Linked DNA regions of Homo sapiens: region 2 is linked to region 1. Evidence: read pairs that join two places in POLR2A ChIA-PET (ENCODE). Cell type or tissue: CD4-positive, alpha-beta T cell. All regions are shown on one strand. Each heading gives the region's core, and the rest is flanking DNA. Links, peaks and the distances in the headings are about the cores only. Region 1 overlaps JMJD1C (jumonji domain containing 1C). Region 2 overlaps JMJD1C (jumonji domain containing 1C).

Evidence for each region. ChIA-PET counts read pairs that join two places held together with the same protein. Peaks named below come from ENCODE experiments on the same cell type or tissue, not always from the same donor. Only the 100,000 strongest peaks of a DNase experiment are listed, where the experiment ranks them.
Region 2: POLR2A ChIA-PET joins it to region 1 with 5 read pairs; 13 of 35 experiments call an interaction of 5 or more read pairs at or near these places.

Annotation. Positions count from the first base shown.
Region 1 is chr10:63,404,778-63,415,734 of GRCh38, forward strand. The region is part of intron 1 of JMJD1C (jumonji domain containing 1C); the gene reads right to left. Among named protein-coding and RNA genes, the nearest start is that of JMJD1C-AS2, 20 kb to the right of the region's middle. In CD4-positive, alpha-beta T cell, for the core only: no CTCF peak of the experiment used is centred there; no DNase peak of the experiment used is centred there.
Region 2 is chr10:63,269,914-63,280,870 of GRCh38, forward strand. All of the region lies in intron 2 of JMJD1C (jumonji domain containing 1C), which reads right to left. Among named protein-coding and RNA genes, the nearest start is that of MIR1296, 98 kb to the right of the region's middle. RefSeq lists enhancers at 5-505, 506-1,006. In CD4-positive, alpha-beta T cell, for the core only: no CTCF peak of the experiment used is centred there; a DNase peak (open chromatin) is centred at 3,858; H3K4me3 peaks cover 251 bases; H3K27ac peaks cover 1,871 bases.

The sequences.
Region 1 (10,957 bases), core at 3,960-8,959:
AAGCAATTATTAACTTATAAATATGTAACAAAAATTGGTCATATAAAGAATGTTTTAACATTAAATTTTAAAATGAAACAAAAGCAGTACATGGGGTGAAAAGAAATAGCAACTACCTTAACACTTGTTCTAAGTCCATTTTCTGAAGAAATTCAATCCAAAAAGTAGGAGTCTTTGCTATTTACCAGCTGCAATGTTTAAGGATCAACATGATACAATTAGTTCTTGCTCCCAAGGATAACTACAATTATATTTCAAACAGAGTGCAAGGATAAATATGTGAATAGCAATCCTTATAAAAATACTACCATCATATAACTTTTTAAATTTAAGAAGTTTATACAACACATGTATGTACATTCTCTCACTTCATTTTTAGCACCTCAATTCTCTCAATTAAATCCTATAAAGTAGGTATTAAATATGTTTTTCAGATGAGAACTCAAGACCCAAAAAGATTAAGTGATTTATCTGTTACACAGCTAATACATGGGAGAGTCAGAATTCAAACCTGAGTCTACTTTAATACCACATGTAGATTTTTTTTTTTTTTTTTTTTTTGAGATGGAGTCTTGCTCTGTTGTCCATGCTGGAGTACAGTGGCATGATCTCAGCTCACTGCAACCTCTGCCTCCAAAGCTCAAGCGATTCTCATGCCTCAGCCTCCCAAGTAGCTGGGATTACAGGTGTGCGCCACCAAGCTCAGCTAATTTTTTTGTATTTTTAATACAGACGACGTTTCACCACGTTGGCCAGGCTGGTCTCAAACTTCTGGGCTTGAGTGATCCACCCACCTCAGTCTCCCAAAGTGCGGGGATTACAGGCATGAGCCACAGCGCCCAGCCCCACATGTACATTTAAAAGGAAACAGTACTTGACAATATGGATGGGAGACAAAAAAGCAAAAGATGTATTTTTTAATTCTATAGATGTCAATAATTCTAATAAGAAAATGCAGCAGACATTTCCTGTGAAAGTAGTAACTCTAGTAGTAAAAAGTAATATCAATATTTGATTTCTCAGGGCCTGACATACATTAGGAACTTACTGTCAGTGGACTGAATAAATGAAGGGGATGAGTAAAACAATGAGGCTACATAGTTTCTGGTGTCCAATTTTTAAAGGACATATATATAACAGGAGAGAAACAAATATGCATATATACAGATTAATATCATCAATCTTATAAGAACGTTATCAGAACAAACTACATTTTATAAGTAATACAAAGGAAAACCAAACAAGCCCATTGCCTGCATAAATTCAGGAGGCTAAACTAAGAAGAAACAAGAATATTACATGGGAAAGATGGTGTAATATTAACAGATGCAGACAAAATAAACAACTACTCACACCTCCTGCTTTGTATCCATCTTCTCCACTAAGGAGAATTGAATAAAAAACTGGAAAAGGTAGAAGAAACATAGTTAAAAAGTAAATGAAGAGCAAATAAGAAGACAGAGAATATCTAGTCACTTTTAAATTTAGTTTTTTTCTGTGGAGCTTAACTAATCACAGGTCGGAATTAGGCATGTATGCATCTCCAATGTGTGGAAAACAATACTGGAAGAGAACAGTTTCTAATAAGCAATTTTGGACATGAAGAAAAACGTTTCCTAGAAAATATGTATCAAACAATCACAGAAGTTTCAAGTGTAAAAGTTTAATAATCCATCAATATGTGTCCATATCAAAGTCCAGAAGTTTTTATTTGTAAGATGGTTTAAAGGCATAAAAAAAGAAAAAAGGCTACACCAAGAGGTAATTTTATTTCCCTACAAGTGATGTTAAATTTTTATTATCAATAAATTTCTTCTTTTTAGGTAGGCTAGTATAACTAATCCAACACTAGATTTTTTTTTAAGCAAAATAGTATGGGAAAATATCCTGAAAATATTCTTAGGAATAAAATAAAAAAATAAAAACTCAATAATACAGCACAAGCAGGTACTGATAGCTGGAATAAACAACCATAACTTATAATATTAACCAAGAACTAAAGTAAAATTGATAAAATGTCTTCAAATATATTCCACAGGGCTCTATCATTACACTTCAGTCAAGACACTTACAAAAGTCAAATTGTGAAATGAATGTAGGACTCAAAGAATAATAATTAACATGCTGGATGATGAGGATTGTAAGGTTTCAACAGATTGAAAAGATGGGTAAAATAAACTAATTTTAAAATAACAGCAAAACCAGTGGTAGCTAACTTAGTGGAAAAAAAAAGAAGCTTAATCTAAAGCCAAATATTAGGGAAAGCTGATTAATATGCTAAATTACCAAAGATAAGCTATGCCCCAAAGGTTCAAAAATTGAGTAGGGGTAAAGTAGGGCTAACAGGAAGACTGACCATAGTCTACTGAAGCAGCAGCTAGACTCTCAGATTTCTCCCTGACTCTAGCCTAGCAACTGTCTCCTTTCCCATTATGGTACGAAAAAAAGGTTTATTTCTTAGAAAAGGTTATGAAAGGGTCCCTGGACCAAGAAGCATATTAAAACAGGTTGAGGGCAGAGATTACCATTGAAACAGAAGAAGGATTAAGTGAAAGCTGACATAATGAAATATGTCTAGGACTAGACCCTCCTTTCATCCTCAGTCTTCTTTCCTCATAGGGCATAACTCTGAAAGCCAGATAAAGCACTGACAGATTTCTTTGGAAACCTAACCACTTTAAAAAAATCTAAATATACAGACATTAGGTATTCCCCTATGGAAATGAGCAGATCTCAAATAGATAAGATGACATCCAACAAAGTCCACCCACATGCTCAGAGTTTCCAATGTACTTTTTTAGTGTTACTCTATTACATACAAGTAGTCTGAAAGAATTGTCAGGAATTTCATTTGAAGAAAACATTAGACATAAAATACAGAGACTAAAATATACATAGGGAAAAATGACAGGAAGAAAATAGACCAAAGAGAAGAAAACAAAACATTAAAAAAAAAAAGAATATTCTGAATGAGGTAAGAGGAAAATACCATAATCAAAAGCAAAAGGATGCTATCAAAATACAACAATCTGGAGAAACAAACAAAAAAAAAAACAGAAAAAAATCTTTAGCAAATTAAATTATGATAGCAGAAATAAAAAATACAATAGGTTTAGAAAAGGAAGCTGAAAATTTTTCCAAGTAGAACATAAAGGATATAGGAGACAAAGGGAAAAACAGAATCAGTGTGGTTCAATATCCCAACACAAGTTTCAGAAAAGAGAAACGTAACAGAGAAAAAAGAGAATCTTAGAAACAATTCAGAAAAACTTTTCAGAACTAACACTCATAAATTTCAAAACTGAAAAGCAACTCCTCAAAAGCTAAGCACAACAGATAAAAATCACCTGGTGCAGTGGCTCATGCCTGTAATCCCAGCACTATGGGAGGCCGAGGCAGGTGGATCACGAGGTCAGGAGATCAAGACCATCCTGGCTAACACGGTGAAACCCCCTCTCTACTAAAAATACAAAAAATTAGCTGGGCGTGGAGGCGGGCGCCTGTAATCCCAGTTATTCGGAAGGCTGAGGCAGGAGAATCACTTGAACCTGGGAGGCGAAGGTTGCAGTAAGCCGAGATCGCGCCATTGCACTCCAGCCTGGGCCACAGGAGCAAAACTGTCTCAGAAAAAAAAAACAGATAAAAATCAATGTACATCTAGGAAAGTTATTGTGAAATTTCCAAGCAGAGACACAAGAAAAGATCCCACAAGTTTCTTTTATATAAAAGATCAAAAACCAGAACAACATCTGACTTTTTAAAAGCAAATTCAGAATCTGGAAGTCACTGATTAATGCTTCCCAAATTCTGAGGAAAAATCATTTCTAATTTTTCATCTAGAATTCTATATCCAGTCAGGTCTGAGTCAAGTTTGAGAGTAGAATTAAGATATTTTCAGATGAACGGGCCATCAAGTATATCCTAAATGTAGGGTGGTTTTTTTTTTTTTAAAGGAGTAAGATATACTCCATCGATACAAGAGAATAAACTAAGACAAGAAATCCACGAAAAGAATCCAGCAAAAGTGAGTCAAGGAAATCACCAAGATGATAGTCACATAAAATCAAGAGGCCTGGAGGGCCAGTACAGATATAAAGGCCTGAGGAAAGATTTCATAAAGAAGATAAAATTGACAGGATACCTAATATACAAACCTGAATGTACTGAAATGATTTTACGTAACTTAGGGAGTATCTGATTAATCAGTGGCAAGTACATATCATTAATTCCAAAAAAATAGTATTTTCCAAGAAATTAAAAGTCAACATATACTAAGTAGCTAACCAAAAATTGTGTTGACATTTTAGAAATAAAACTTTTAAATGTTTACTTTAATGTTCTCTCTTAAGTCTCATGCAGGTTAATTTCTCAAATTACTAATGTTTAATAAGTACTACCATTTCAAAAGCACAGTCATTACAAACCACTCGTAATTGACATCTTACTACATACATAAAACAACTTCCATACACAGAAAATTCTGGGAGGGATGGAACTGGCAACCAAAATGAGTGACTGAGGCCACAGTCTCAACCAATCAAGGTTTATTAAGCCAGCTTTAGGGCCCATCCAGGAAAAACCAACACATATGTAACTGTTTTTCCAAAGAGATTTTCAGGAGGTTTCCTATTTATGTGTTTCCTTAAAGCGGGGCAGGCATGTAGGAAGAGGGACAGGTAGGCAGTAACGTGAATGGTTAAATTCCTGTGAGATTTTAATTGGTATCTAGTAAAAACTATATTTTACATAATATTAGGTGAATGAAGGAAAAACAGAGTAAAGGAAAAATCAATTCTGCAGACATCTCTGGGTCAGTGGAAGAATGACTATTCTTGTCTCTGTTCTGCATCTGAGAAGGTAAGATTGTAAATGACATTATCAGTGTGGCACAGAACAGACCTTAGTTTTAGGAGCTTCACTTAGATTGTACACCTAAAGTTACAACTGGCATGTATCTGTTTGTGGGAGACCAGCGAAGCATTTGCTTTTCAGTGATCTGTAGGGGAAGTCTTTCATAGATGCCTGAGGTCTTTTACTTTTACATGAGGATCTGGTTAAGGCATAATGTTAGTAACAGCTACTCACTTGAAAGAGTGTGTTGCATGACTCAGACTCCAGGATTAACTTTCCTTTTGCATAAGGAGTCTGGGGGTCCTGGGATTTTTAATTTCCTTTACAGAATCAAGTCTAGGCTGCTCAGCCACACAGTACCTGGCACAGAGGAAGTAATAAATATATATTTGAATAAATGAAAAGATCATATAAGGAAGTGTCTTCTCTAGATGTATTAAAAGATCTCACTGCCCCTTCCTAAATGCCAGGAAGCACTGTCGAATATCTATCACAGAAAACTAACGACAAGCAGACCCTAGGTATTCCTACTTTAAAATATTGTAACCATTTATAAATGACCCCACAATACATACAGTGACATATAACATATTATTTCACCAAGGCACAAATTTAATCACATATATTGCATGGCTTTTGTGTACAGGAAATAGTTGGTGAACTATTCATCCACAGTTCAAAACATCTATGGATTTCTCCTAAATCTCATCTTTTTGTGATCTCTACTTAGTCTAACATGATCTACTATTTCTAAAGTTAACAAAATGTAACAGAAAAGGTTACTGTTAATACTGTGAAGGAAATGAAGAGTGAGTGAGGTGAAAGAAAGTGATAATATCTATAAATGTCAGGACCACTGCTAATACCAAGCTGTCATATGAAGAACTGGAAAAACCTTCCATAAGAATCCAGAGACATAATTATTAATGACAGAGCCAGGACCAGAAATCAGTCCTAACTTCTAAGCAAATAAACTTTCCAGCATACCTTATTACCCTTTCCTTGAGTTAGCATCTTCTTTTTAAAGACAAAAAATATACTGAGCCCAAACCAGTAATTTTATGTATGTTTTTATTATATATTTTATTATAATACTCTATTTTGGTTTTCATAATACCCCACACTACACTAACTGTTCCAAATTACTTCTTTCTAGGCCCAAGAGAACTCCAGAGCTCTAATGGAGAAAAGTAGATAAGAGCCGTATCTTCCAACAGCAAACAATCCTAAGCATTTTCAGGTCTTAAGCACTAATCAACTTTCAGTCAACATTAAAACTACTTTTCACTGTTGAAACCATGGAGAAAGACAAGTAAATCTTGTTACTAATCAGTCTATGTCCCATTTAATGAAGAAGTTTTGGACTTTTGGTCCTCAGAGCAATGAAAGAATAAACTTCTGTTGTTTCCATCCACCAAATTTGTTGTGATGTTATGGCAGCCCTAGGAATCTAATATATTAAGTTTCACAGATATTATACTGAGTGTAAAAAGCCACTGAATGATTCCAGTTATATTAAGTTCAACAACAGGAAAATCTCATCTTTGGTGATAGAACTGAGATCAGTGGAACAGAGGGGCGGTATAGACTGGGTAGAGGTACCAGGTTAACTACAGTGAGTGAGAAACATGGTAGTTACATGAGTAGATACAAATGTGTCACTGATTTTTTTTTTTTTTTTTTTTTTTGAGACGGAGTCTCGCTCTTGTCACCCAGGCTGGAGTAGGTGGCCCAATCTTGGCTCACTGCAACCTCCGCCTCCCGGGGTCAAGCGATTCTCCTGCCTCAGCCTCCTGAATAGCTGGGATTACAGGTGCCCACCACCATGTCCGGCTAATTTTTGTACTTTTAGTAGAAACGAGTTTTCACCATGTTGGTCAGGCTGGTCTCGAACTCCTGACCTCAGGTGATCCGCCTGCCTGGGCCTCCCAGAGTGCTGGGATTACAGGCGTGAGCCACCACACTCGGCCTGATTTTTTTTTTTTTTTTTTTGAGGCGGAGTGTTACTCTGTTGTCCAGGCTGGAGTGCAGTGGCACAACTTTGGCTCACTGTAACCTCCAACTCCTGGGTTCAAGTGATTCTCCTGCCTCAGCCTCCTAAGTAGCTGGGACTACAGGTGCGTGCCACCATGCCCAGCTAAGTTTTTGTATTTTTAGTAGAGACAGGGTTTCACCATGTTAGCCAGTATGGCCTCGATCTCCTGACCTCATGATCCCACCTACCTTGGCCTCCCAAAGTGCTGGGATTACAGGCGTAAGCCACAGCGCCTGGCCCAATTTTTTTTTTTTTTTTTTTTTTTAAATAGAGACAAGATCTTGGCCATGTTGCCCAGACTGCTCTTGAACTCCTGAGAACTCCTGAGCTCCAGCTATTTGCCCACCTCAGCCTCCCAAAGTGCTGGGATTACAGGCTTGAACCACCATGCCCAGCCAAAAATGTGTTTTTTAAAAACATGAAGAGCTATGTACAACTGACCCTGGAACAATTCAGGGGTTGGGACTGAGGACAGCCCGCCCAGTCGAAAAGCTGAATGTAATTTTTGACTCCCCATAAAATTAACTGGTAATAGCCTACTGTTGACCGGAAGTCTTAACAATGACATAAAGTCAATTAACAAATATTTTGTATGTCTATTATATACTGTATTCTTACAGTAAAGTAAGCTAGAGAAGTTATTATGAGCAAGAGAAAATACATTTACAGTACTGTACTTATTGATTCCTAAATTTCTGTTCTATGGTATCATTCGAAGTTTGCGAGATTGCACTAAACAACATTAAAAATTATGCAAGGACTGCGAGAGATCATTTCTTATTGCAATATGGTATTTAGTGGAGAGGTCAACTACTCACATGGAGATGTCAGCATCACACTGAGTTTTAAGCAGACATTCGCAACATTTGAGTTCAACACAGTAAAAACAGGAGGTGGCTAAAAACCTATCACAGCATGTACTAAAGTTAATTTTATGTAGTTATGAGTTAATACTGCATCTTTATGTTTGTTTATATTTCTCTCTACTGTAAATAGTGCCATGTCACGTCTCTGTGTGGGTAAAGTTCTGATATTTTAACTTTTTAAATAGATTTGTGTATATTTTATGGTAGCAAATGATAAAACTAAGATGTACATATATTTTATGCATTTATGACATACCTAACATTTTCTAAATTTTTAAAAATATTTCTAGGCTACATGGTTCATCTATGAGTTTTTTCAAATTGCTGCAAATCTCTAAAATATTTTGCAATATATTTATTTAAAAGTATCTGCATATAAATTGACTCTCAAAGTTCAAACCCACATTGTTCAAGTGTCAACTGCACAGAAGAATAGTGTATACGAGGGATGATATTGATTTAATTAAAATAAATAAGAAAAAGCCGAAACACAAAAATAGAGTATATCAAAACAATACCACAAAGTAGTTGCTAAATAAATTCCTATTGAAAGACTAAGCAGTTCAGTGTTACCTTAAGACAAGCCATTTTAATCAGGCAGACAAAGATATACAACACAATTTATAAATTTTAGAATGGTCTCATCTACAAAAGCGTATGTATATGTGTGTTATCTCTTAAAGAGGTAACAGGAAAAGAGGTCAAAGACAAGCAACCTTCATTATTTTGATGAGACAGAACTGTTTGGACTTTACCTGGTCTGCTGTTGAGTATCAAAAGAGGTTATTACTCTCTTTATGTTTTGCTACCTTAAATATATGGTATTCATGATAAATTTACCTCTGTTAAATAACATTCTTAAAATTTATGACATATTATAGTTTAATATGTGTAGATTTTAAGACAGGTTTTCTGAGCAGAATTACAAAATAGAGACATAATCTCATATTGGAGGAAAATTGTGGGCAACTACTGGGAAGGAGGAAGTCTTAGATTTATTCAGTAAAATAGTTTGCTAAACTTCTTTCTGGTGGGGGAAAGATTCTTCATAGCTATCTTATGCTGCCAGGTAACTTTTCTTCCGTTTAGCTGAGACAAAAAACGGTTATCAAGCGATAAGATAATGAAAAAGTATTTTTTTCCTTGATAAGAAATACTAGAAATCTAAATAAAGCAAATATTTTAACTTTAGGAAGTATTTTAACTTTTCTCCCTGGATTTTTCTGTCAATTCAGATTATAAGCTGAATGAAAGAGTCAAAAATGTTTGTGGTAAAAATTAGAGAATTTCAAAATTGCTAACACTGAAAAATACCAGATAAACCAAAGATAAAAGGTTCCTTGATTCTATTTAAATGTGAAAAAGAACCATAGTGAAGAGTAACTGATACTGAAAGAATGAAAAATACCTACTTTTACAAAGACATTTGGATTTCTTAAAAGTATGCTATCAATACTTTTTTTTTTTTTTTTTTTGACACGGAGTCTTGCACTGTCGACCAGGCTGGAGTGCAGTGGTGCGATCTTGGCTCACTGCAAGCCCCACCTCCTGGGTTCATGCCATTCTCCTGCCTCAGCCTCCCGAGTAGCTGGGACTGCAGGTGTCCGCCAACACGCCCAGCTAATTTTTTGTATTTTTAGTACAGACAGGGTTTTACTGTGTTAACCAGGATGGTCTCGATCTCCTGACCTCGTGATCTGCCTGCCTCGGCCTCCCAAAGTGCTGGGATCACAGGCATGAGCCACGCACCCAGCCAATACTGTGTATTTTCTAGTATTAAACACTAAGAAAACTGAATCTACTAAACATTCTTAGTAAACAGTTTCTCTTTTTTTAACCTTAAAATGTATATTTTAGTCTGTGTATTATATATTCTCATTTAAAAATATCAATTTAGAGATCTCAAGTCTAACCAGAATCACCATAAGGCCAGAGTTTGTTCCCCGTAATTTTCTCAACTCTCATAATGTGAGCACCGTGCTCAAAAGGTAACTGTGATTCCAGTTACTGACATACAAGAAAAATCGAGATGCAAGAAAATCAGCCTATCAAAATATATATTAAAAATTTATTCTGCTCCGGGCACAGTAGATGATGCCTGTAATCCCAACACTTTGGGAGGCTGAGGAGGGTGAATCACTTGAGGTCAGGAATTCAAGACCAGCCTGGCCAACATGGTGAAACTTCATCTTTCTTTGCTAAAAATAACAACAACAACAACAACAAAACTCACCGGTTGTGGTGGCAGGTGCCTGTAGACCCAGCTACTCGGGTGGCTGAGACAGGAGAATCACTTGAACCCAGGAGGCAGAGGCTGCAGTGAGCTGAGATCAGGCCACTGCACTCCAGCCTGGGCGATACAGCAAGACTCTATCTCAAAAAAAAAAAAAAATTATTCCAACACTAGAGAAAAAAAAAAAACTGTCCTGGATGAACTGACAAACAATAGGTTGGTATTCCCAACAAGGCCTTAAAAGTGAACTGAATTTAAGTGCATTTTTGCTTTATGTGCTGTGCCAACTTTGCAATTTAATCCTCTTCAGGATACAACTCCACTGACTCTGGAAGTGACTAAATGTTAACAGTATGACTTTGTGTAAACATATAGTTACTTAGAAAACCCCACTTAAGAATAAAATTTTTCCTTATATAAAATGACTTTACTATTAATATATAATATCACAGGTACTACGTATCAGATATACCTCATTATGATTAAATCTTTAAATTTTAGTGTCATTATTCATTTAAAAGCTGCCAGTTTACTAAATTATATAACCCTTCTCCATCTAATAAAACCTTATCAGAAAGTACCAATATGAAAGATTAACTATTATGTGATATTAATAAACAGTTATCAATTATGCTTCCTTCAAAGCTTTTATATATCAAAATATGAAACTAGTTCTCACTTGTAATATAACTGGTATTACAAACCATTAGTTCAATTCATGTGGATTCAGCAAAACTTTATTATAGGTGTTTGATTTTTAAATTTTAATTTAGCATATTCTTAGAACTACTGATACTGAACATGACCTTTAAAAAAATCTTTTTATTTTTGTAAGGTGATAGGTACACACAGCCAAAACTTTCAATCATAATCCTCTGGAAGAACTAATTCAGTATATAAACCTAAGACATACAAAACAGTTACAAAACTGTAAAATGAAACTATGTAAGATCATGTTCCTTAAATTTTCCT
Region 2 (10,957 bases), core at 807-5,806, 140 kb before region 1:
AACTGAGCACCTGAAATGTAGTTAATCTGAATTGAGATGTGTGATGTACAAAATACACATTGAATATAAAAAAAATTAAGAGGTATCTCATGAATAATTTTATTTTGATATGCTAATATTTTGACATATTGGGTTAAATAAAATACTGTAAAATTAATACACCTATGTTAAAATTTTGATGTAAAGACAATTTAAAATCACACATGTAGCTCACATTTTATTTCTACTGGACAAGAATGCTCTAATAGTAAGTTCTCTCTCTATTTTTTGGAGGACGTAGTCTTGCTCTGTTACCCAGGCTGGAGCGCAGTGGCATGATCTCAACTCACTGCAACCTCTGCCTCCTGGGTTCAAGCGATTCTCCTCCCTCAGCCTCCCAAGTAGCTGGCATTACAGGGACGCACCACCAAGCCCAGCTAATTTTTGTATTTTTAGTAGAGACAGGGTCTCACCACATTGGCCAGGCTTGTCTCAAAAACTCCTGACCTCAGGCTATCCACCCGCCTCGGCCTCCCAAAGTACTGGGATTACAGGTGTGAGCCACTGTGTCCAGCCTCTTCTTTTTTTTTTTGAGACAGGATTTTGCTCTGTTGCCCAGGCTAGAGTGCAGTGGCGCGATCTTGGCTCACTGCAATCTCTGGCTCCTGGGCTCGAGCGATCCTCCGACCTCAGCCTGCCATGTAGAAGGGACTACAGGTGGGCATCACCATGCCTAGCTAACTCTTTGTATTTTTTGTAGAGACAGGGTTTCACCATGTTGTCCAGAATGGTCTGGAACTCCTGAACTTAAGCGATCCACCCACTTCAGTTTCCTAAAGTGCTGGGATTTCAGGCATGAGTCACCCTGACAGGCCTTATAGTAATTTCTCGTTTCATAGTGGAGACTTACGTGATGATATGAGACTGACTTTGGCTACTCAATAAATCAAAGAGCAGAGATGGAATGGAATATAAATTTGTGGCTCTATGTAAAACATCAGGTTATGTCTATTAATTTGTCAGTATAATTAAATTTTAACCTTTAGAGCATCCAGCGAAAATTTGTAAGTTTCTGACTTAGAGCAGGAAAGCTGGCCATATACTTAAGTCAACCACGCTTCTGTATTACAATTTAATTGAAATGGTTTCAGTTTTATTGTAGAAATTACATGATGAAAGAGGAATTATATATGGTAACATGCACTGAAACTTTAAAAATACACTTGTAGGTGCAAGAAATATTTAATTTATTTTAAAAAGATGTATGTAAATAGTCTTTTTTTTCTTTTCTTTTTTTTTCTGAGACAGAATCTCACTGTTGCCCAGGCTGGAGTACAGTGGCATGATCTCAGCTCGCTGCAACCTCTGCCCCCGTGGGGATTCAAGCAATTCTCCTGCCTCAGCCTCCAGAGTAGCTGGGACTATAGACACGCGCCACCGTGCCCGGCTAATTTTTGTATTTTCAGTAGAGACAGGGGTGTCATCATGTTGACCAGGCTGGTTTCGGATCCCTGGCCTCAAATGATCCACCGATCTCAGCCTCTCAAAGTGCTGGGATTACAGGCGTGAGCCACCATGCCCGGATGTAAATAGTCTTTTATTATAAATGTATCCCTATGGAGAAATCTCAATTTCAGTAAATCTAAAAATTCATGCTAATTAAAAAAAATTTTTTTGAGATAGAGTTTCGCTCATGTTGCTCAGGCTGGAGTGCAATGGTGTGATCTTGCCTCACTGCAACCACTGCCTCCTGGGTTCAAGCGATTCTCCTGCCTCAGCCTCCTGTATAGCTGGGATTACATGCATGCACCACAACACTTGGCTAATTTTGTATTCATACTGATGTTTTTTAAATACCACATACATAATCCCTTTAAATCTACTCCAGAAGTATCAATTTCATTTCACAGAAATTATCAGGTTAGCTACTGAAAAGAGGCCGGGATCAGTGGTGGGTGGATCACTTGAGGTCAAGAGTTTGAGACCAGCCTGGCCATCATGGCAAACCCCGTTTGTACTAAAAATACAAAAATTAGCCAGGGCATGGTGGCGTACCTGTAGTCTCAGCTACTCTGGAGGCTGAGGCAGGAGAATTGTTTGAACCTGGGAGATGGAGGCTGCAGTGAGCCGAGATCATACCACTGCACTCTGGCCTGGGAGACAGAGCAAGACTCTGTCTCAAAAAAAAAAAAAAAGAACCAAGAAAAACTACCGAAAAGATATTTTCAATTTAGTATATGATGAACTTGCACTTATAAAAAGAATGAAAAAGAGATGGGCAATGATTAGCCTAAGACTGTGAGTAAAGTATGGCTTTATTTTACAGAACATATTGTGTAGAACATGCATGATCCAGAAGGTAACTTTATTTTTTTGAGATGGAGTTTTGCTCTTTTTTGCCCAGGCTGGAGTGCAATGGCACAATCTCGGCTCACTGCAACCTCTGCCTCCTGGGTTCAAGCAATTCTCCTGCCTCAGCCTCCCAAGTAGCTGGGATTACAGGTGCACGCCACCACGCCCAGCTAATTTTGTGTTTTTAGTAGAGACAGGGTTTCACCATGCTGACCAGGCTGGTCTCAAACTCCTGACCTCAGGTGATCCACCCGCCTCGGCCTCCCAAAGTTGCTGGGATTACAGGCATGAGCCACTGCTCCCAGCCAAGGTAACTTTAGAACGAAGTGTTTTTAATAATGTTGTCAAGTGGATATTAAATCGCATATAACCACCCTAATAATTCATTCATAATTAATCAGACATAAAATAAAAAGAATCTATGTAAATAAAAGAACTCACAATGTCATGTTACCAAACCAAAAAAAGCAAATGCTTAATACAGCTTAATATAACAAACTATCAAATTTTAAGTACTTTAGTACATTTCCCCAATTTATTGTACATTAGAAAATTTCACAGGATTTATCTCATAATCTTGCATAAACTCAAGTTTGTCTACACTATATGATATAGACTTAAAAACAGCTATTTTTGCTTCTCAAGTACTTCAGTCCCTTACAGAATCATATAGCACAAAGTACACTTAGCTAAACCATACAATTGCCTCAAAAGTCATACATTCTTAGTAACACAAATGTACTAATTTTTAGTAAAATTAATGTAATTAACAATACTGAAAAACCAAACATTCATTTTTAAAAAGTATTTCACACTACATCATGGTTGAATTAAAATAAGACTGGCTTCTCCACTACTAAAAATACTATAGAATCAATTCTTGATGCAAAGGATGCAGAGTTACAACTAGTTGGTAATAATGAATGCCTTTTAAATATTTAAAATGGGCTTGACATACATATATTTAGAGATTGGGTCTCACTCTGTTGTCCAGGCCAGAGTGCAGTGGAGCTATCAGCTCACTGCAGCCTCAAACTCCTGGGCTCAAGCCATCCTCCTGCCTCAGTCTCCTGAGCAGCTGGGACTACAAGTAAGTGCCACCATATCTGGCTAATATAAATATATTAATGTGACTGGTCTGGTATTAATTGGTCTGGTACTCTGGTAAATTTTTAACACAAACAAAAATAATGAAGTAATGACATAGAGAACCCACTTGGTATCAAGCATAAATTGCTAGCTTTTACTTCAAGTCTCCTTAATGCACTCCTGTTCTTATAACTCATTAGAGAATGGTAGATCCCACCTTTCACACAATTTAGTCCTTTAAATTGATTGTTCTTATGGCTTATACCTTCTTTACTAGACTGAGGTAAAAAGGTGAAAAGTTAATTTTTGTTTCTTTTTGTTGGGAGGTGAGGAGGGGAGTAAAAGGCCTTTTTTGGCTGCTAAACCAGGCTAGGGGAAGAGGAAACTACTCCAGTTACTGCCCAGAAATACACATCTCTAACTTCCTTCCTTTTTAGTTGGTTTCTAGGTTACAAGCTGAATGTATCAACACAGGTCAGAAGGTAAACAGAGGCTAAAAGGAAGGCAACACTGCCTGCCTACCCAAAGAAAATCTGCTCCTTCCAGTAATGTGAGAATCTTATATGTACAATTTTAGGAGTTAAAATAAACAAAGATTTTGGTTCCATTTATCTTGGGCCATGAAAAGAATACATCTCTCATCTTTATACACGTGGAAGCCTAAACAAACCACTGGATTTTAAAAAATTATACAGACTCAAAAACAAAAAAGCAAAAAACTCTGACAAGTTCAATGATCTAGCAATATAAATATTTTTAAAGACATATGGGTGGAAAAAAAGATGAACAACAATCGTAGGAGGAATTCAACTTGACTGGCCTTACAAGAAAGCTGACTATAATTCATTAAAGTATTTTTCAATAAGCCATACTGTAAAATCTATGAAAATACATAAAAATGTAACTCCTACATCATTGTAATGTCCAAAGGATTAAGTTTTTAACAGTAGGTCATACGCAGTGGTTCACGCCTGTAATCCCAGCACTCTGGGAGGCGGAGGCAGGTGGATCACTTGAGCCCACGAGTTTAGATCAGCCTGGGCAACATGGTGAAACCCTGTCTCTACAAAGAATAAATAAAAATAGCCAGGTGTGGTGGCACGCACCTGTGGTCCCAGCTACTCAGGAGGCTGAGGTGGGAGGATCGCTTCAGCCCAGGAGCCAGAGGTTGCAGGGAGCTGAGATTGTGCCACTGCACTCCAGTCTGGGTGACAGAGCGAGACTCAGTCTCAAAAAAAAAAACAAAAAAGTTTTTAACATTAATAACTCCATGCAGATCTTCTAAGCAATGCAAAACTTGTGTATCACAGTTTCAAACCTTCAATAGTCTATGATTTCTACAAGGATTTCTAGTAGATATGGACCTTAAGACTTTTTTAACTCTCCTATCTCCAGCAAACATTGTAGCACATTCATTCAATCAATAGGTATAAAATGGCTTCTATGTGCAAGGCACCATGCTTTGGGCCAGGGTATGCAATAGTGAGGAAAAGACAACCAAATTTTTACCCTAGCAGAGTATTCAGTCTTTTATAAGAGAACGGAATACAGTAATCATACAAATCAAGCAGCAATCATACAAGCAGACATAGTGGCATGCCCCTGGAATCCCAGCTACTTAGAAAGTGAGCTGAGAGGATGGCTTGAGCCCAGGGAGTAGGAGACCAGCCTGGGCAACATTGCAAGATGCTGTCTCTAAAAATATAGGTATTTTTAAAAAAGAAATACAAAATTTAGTCCTATTACTTTAATGTTAGAAATACTCTCATTTTTACAGATAAAAAAATGGACACTCGAGTCTAAGTGACTTTGTTTGTCAAAAATCTTGTTTATAGAAGTGCTAGGACCAGAACTTGGATTTCCTAATTCACAGCTGAATGATTTTTACATCATAAGATGGTGTGAAAGCATTGTATTTATTTTCATGCTGGTTGGCATGGGTGGCAGAGAGCAAAGTGTTTTGCCATCTGCTGAATTAAACTTTAAACTTTGAACGCTGAATGGAGAAAAATGAAGCCTGTCTAGAAGAAACTGCAAAGTCACAAAGTACAAAGGAAAAGAAGTATGACATAAGTTTATGTATTTTTAATTTGCTTTACTGACATACGTCACCTTTCACAAAGGAGAAATAAGCAGGATTAGGAGGAAAAATCAATTCAACATAAAGGGTTTTTAAAGCTATGTTCAGAAAAAGACCATTGGGAAAGATGATAAAACACCAATATTTGGAAGAAAGAAAAGCTTATTTAATTACTTTTATTTCTGTCAAGAAAAAGTGATTTTACTATGGAAAATATGAACTAGAGATTAAAAAAAACTAAAGATTAAATGATATGTAGAGGATCCTTTTTGTTTCCAAAAATAGTTTTCTTAACAAGTAACATAATTATATTTGAGAAAATTTGTAAAATAAATGCATGAAAAAGATCCCATATTCTTATCCTTAGTGAACCCAGCCAGTTAACTATTTAAGTGCACTTTCAGCCCTTTTTTTCCTCACAACCATATTAGTTATCAACATTCAGGATACACGCAAATTTTAAGTTGCTCATTTTATTTAATAATCTTCTCATGTTCTTACATTGCCATCATTTTAACGACTTAAAAAACAGGCATGAGTTTATTAAAGCATTAGTTTTATTATTCATTCTCTTAATGTTGAATGCTAAAGCTGCTTGCAATTTTGTATTATAAACAATACTATGAACGTCTTCATGCTTTTAGTAATTAAAAATCATAGATTAAATTATATGTTAGAATACTAAATTGGTAGGTACAAGCTCAGAGCCATTAACTGGTAGTCTTTGAAAAAAATCATGGCATTGCCAAGACATTAGAGATAGGCAGTTGAGGCCGGGCACGGTGGCTCATACCTGTAATCCCAGCACTTTGGGAGGCCGAGGCGGGCAGATCACAAGGTCAGGAGATCGAGACCATCCTGGCTAAAACGGTGAAACCCCGTCTCTACTAAAAATACAAAAAGTTAGCTGGGCGGGGTGGCGGGTGCCTGTAGTCCCAGCTACTCCGGAGGCTGAAGCAGGAGAATGGCGTGAACCTGGGAGGCGGAACTTCCAGTGAGCCGAGACCCCGCCACTGCACTCCAGCCTGGGAGACAGAGTGAGATTCCGTCTCAAAAAAAAAAAAAAAAAAAGACCAGCCTGGCCAACATGGTGAAACCCCAACTCTACTAAAAATACAAAAATCAGCTGGACATGGTGGCAGGTGCCTGTGATCCCAGCTACTCAGGAGGCTGAGGCAGGCATGGGGATTACAGGTGCCCACCACCACTACGCCCCAGCTAATCTTTGTATTTTTAGTAGGGACAGGGATTCGCCATATTGGCCAGGGTGGTCTCCTGACCTCAGGTGATCCACCCTCCTCAACCTCCCAGTGCTGGGATTACAGACTTGAGCCATGGCACCCTACCAGGAAACCAATTTTAATTACGTATGTAATTAACAGTAGTCCCACAAAATATGAGACTCACTGAAGAGTGAGATATTGAAGCTTATACAGCATCTGAAGCTATGGAAGGAATAGAAGCTTGGGGCTTTTTTTTTTTTTTTTTTGAGAGAGAGTCTCGCTCTGTCGCCCAGGCTGGAGTGCAGTGGCAAGATCTCGGCTCATGAACTCTGCCTCCCGGGTTCATGCCATTCTCCTGCCTCAGCCTCCCGAGTAGCTGGGACTACGGGCACCCACCACCACGCCCAGCTAAGTTTTTGTATTTTTAGTAGAGACAGGGTTTCACCGTGTTAGCCAGGATGGTCTCGATCTCCTGACCTCGTGATCCGCCCGCCTCGGCCTCTCAAAGTGCTGGGATTACAGGCATGAGCCACCGTGCCTGGCCAAAATAGTAATCTCTATTTTTTTATTTTTTTTAATCAATGTTGACCAGGTTGGCCTCGAATGTGTAGCCTCGCCTCCCCGAGTGCCAGGGCAACCGGCCTGAGCCACCGAGACTCCCAGAAGCTTGGGGCTTTTAAGGGTTGGTGTCTACACAAGTTATACAAAATGGAGTGAGAGGAGGAAATACATGATGAATAAAGATAGTCTTGTTATGCAGACTAAAGTCTCTCAGGTAATAACAGTTGTCTGCAGCAGCCCTTTCCCTGATACAGGTAACTTTTACTAAAGTAGATCTCCTTTATAGATGGGTAAATTTCTTTTACAAAAGGGCAGCTTTTCAAAATTACTCCTGTGTCTGCAGATTCTCAGAATAACTAGCTCAAAACATGGCAAAAAAAGATATTTTGGGGATGGTATATTCTGGTCTCTTACCAGAATATTTTGGGTGGGGTATCTTGAGCCAACAATGGATAATCAGTATAATGAAAATTTTTAAAAAACAAATTGACCAAGTAAGAGCAAAATATATTCATTGAGAGTAATTTGCATTTCTTTTTTTTTTTTTTTTTTTTTTTTGAGACAGAGTCTTGCTCTGTCTCCCAGGCTGGAGTGCAATCTTGTGATCTTGGCTCACTGAAACCTCTGCCTCTTGGTTCAAAAGATTCTCCTGCCTCAGCCTCCCGAGTAGCTGGGATTACAGGTGTGCGCCACCACGCCTGTCTAACTTTTCTATTTTTAGTAGAGATGGGGTTTCGCCATGTTGGCCAGGCTGGTCTCCAACTACCTCAGGTTATCTGCCCACCTCGACCTCCCAAAGTGCTGGGATTACAGGCATTAGCCACTGTACCCAGCCTGCATTTTAATAAAAACAAAAGTTATTAGGTTAATAAGATTTGAAACTAAGCTTTAAGGAACTTGACTTAAACAAAACTTTTATCAAGACAACCTACAATAGGTAAGTCAATGAAATACAGGCTGGATGATAATTACATATCTGCAGTGGGTTAAAGAGTACTGATTAATAGGCCAGGCACAGTGGCTCACAGCTGTAATCCCAGCACTTTGGGAAGTTGAGGTAGGCAGATCACTTGAGGTTGGGAGTTTGAGACCAGCCTTACCAACATGGTAAAACCCTGTCTCTACTAAAAATACAACAATTAAAAGAGAATAATAATAATAATAATAATAATAATAAAATTAGCCGGGTGTGGTAGCGCATGCCTGTAGTCCCAGCTACTTGGGAGGCTGAGGCAGGAATCGCTTGAACCCAGGAGGCAAAGGCTGCAGTGAGCTGAGATTACGCCACTGCACTCTGGCCTGGGCGACAGACGAGACTCCATCTCCAAAAAAATCAAAAGCAAGCAAACAAACAAACAAACAAAAAAAAGAGTACTGATTAGTAGTACTGTTGCCGAGCGTGTGATCCCAGCACCTTTAGGAGGCCGAAGTCGGGAGTTCAAGACCAGCCTGACCAACATGGAGAAATCCTGTCTCTACTAAAAATACAAAATTAGTCAGGCATGGTGACACATGCCTGTAATCCCAGCTACTTGGGAAGCTGAGGCAGGAGAATCGCTGGAACCCAGGAGGCAGAGGTTGCGGTGAGCTGATATTGTGCCATTGCACTCCAGCCTGGACAACAAGAGCAAAACTCCCATCTCAAAAAAAAAAAAAAAAAATAGTACTGTTATTAACCTGTGATATGTTATTCATTCATTTCTGGTCTTATATACTCATTATCGCTTGAAAGCTATCTCTATTTTCAAATTAACAAATGACAGAATGGCTGGCTACGCACGGTAGCTCACGCCTGTAATCCCAACACTTTGGGAGGCCGAGGCAGCTGGATCACCTGAGGTCAAGAGTTTTAGACTAGCCTGGCCAACATGGTGAAACCTCATCTCTACTAAAAATACAAAAAATTCTCCGGTGTGTTGGCGGGCGCCTGTAATCCCAGCTACTCAGGAGGCTGAGGCAGGAGAATCGCTTGAACCCACGAGGCAGAGGTTGCAGTGAGCTAAGACGGTGCCATTGCACTCCAGCCTGGGCAAAAGAGCAAAAACGTGGTCTCGAAACAAACAAAACAAATTACATAGTGATTTAAAAATATGTCTTATGATAAAAACAATCATGACCTAGATTTTAAAATGATCAAGAAAATCTGGAATTGTATCCATTGAAACAGAAAAAAAATTTTAAAAAGCTAAAATAAGGATTAACCTTAAATTTTAATAATGAAAAAATTTACCTACATTTAGGTTTAAAAACTCAAACTACTCAAGTAGAATGTACAGAAGCACTAGCTTCCTTGAAATGCATGTGAAAGAGGCCAAGGGCCAGGGGCTCACACCATAATCTCAGCACTTTGGTAGGGAGGCAAAGGTGGGAGGATTGCTTTGAGACAGTGAGACCATCTCTACAACAAAAAAAAATTTTTAAATTAGCTGGGCATGGTGGCATGTGGCTGTAGTCCCAGCTACAAAGGAGGAGCACTTGAGCCCACGAAGTTAAGACTGTAGTGAGCCATGTTTGTGCCACTGTACTACAGTCTAGATGACAAAGCAAGACCCTGCCTCTAAATTAATTAATTAATTTATGTGAAAGAATCCTGAAGGGTTTGAAGACACTAAACCAATACATATTACATATACATTTTTAAATGGGAGTGGGGGGAATCAAAACTTGAATAGGCTGGACACGGTGGCTCACGCCTGTTTTCCCAGCACTTTGGGAGGCCGAAGTGGGTGATCACCTCAGGTCAGGAGCTCAAGACCAGCCTGGCCAACATGGTGAAACCCTGTCTCTACTAAAAATACAAAAACTACCTGGAGTGTGGTGGCACACACCTGTAGTCCCAGCTACTCAGGAGGCTGAGACAGGAGAATCACTTGAACCCGGGAGGCAGAGGTTGCAGTGAGCCGAGGTCATGCCACTGCACTCAAGTCTGGGTGACAGGGCGAGACTTCATATCAATTTAAAAAAAAATTACAGAATAATAAGATCATTTGAAGGAATGCTAAATGTTTTGCCTGGGGAAGAGAAGAGGGGCAAATAATAAATATGTACGATTATTTAAAAAGTTAGTGTAGGCCACACGCGGTTGCTCACGCCTGTAATCCCAGCACTCTGGGAGACTGCGGTGGACGGATCACAAGGTCAAGAGATTGAGACCATCCTGGCCAACATGGTGAAACCCGGTCTCTACTAAAAATACAAAAAAATTAGCTGGGTGTGGTGGAACGCACCTGTAGTCCCAGTTACTCGGGAGGCTGAGGCAGGAGAATAGCTTGAACCCAGGAAGCGGAGGTTGCAGTGGGGCGAGATGGCATCACTGCACTCCAGCCTGGGCGACAAGAGTGAAACTCCATTTCAAAAAAAAAAGATTCTGAATGAAAATTTGTCAAGTCGTCACTATAAGGAATATATTTCTGCCTCTGCCTGGGGATGGTTTATAAAATATTAAAGATTCTTTTCAATTCTAAGATTTTAATATTATCTTGTTCAATCTACTTAGTGTTTAAGAGCAAAGTACAGATAAATGTGATAAACCAAACTCTTCATAAACACTGCTACCACTTGTGTATATATAAAGAAGCATAAAATAAGTACTCCTGAATGTTTCATGTATTATTCACATGAACTGGCAGAATTAAAGGTAAAAAGTAACATCTCCCATTTTAAACTTCATAAA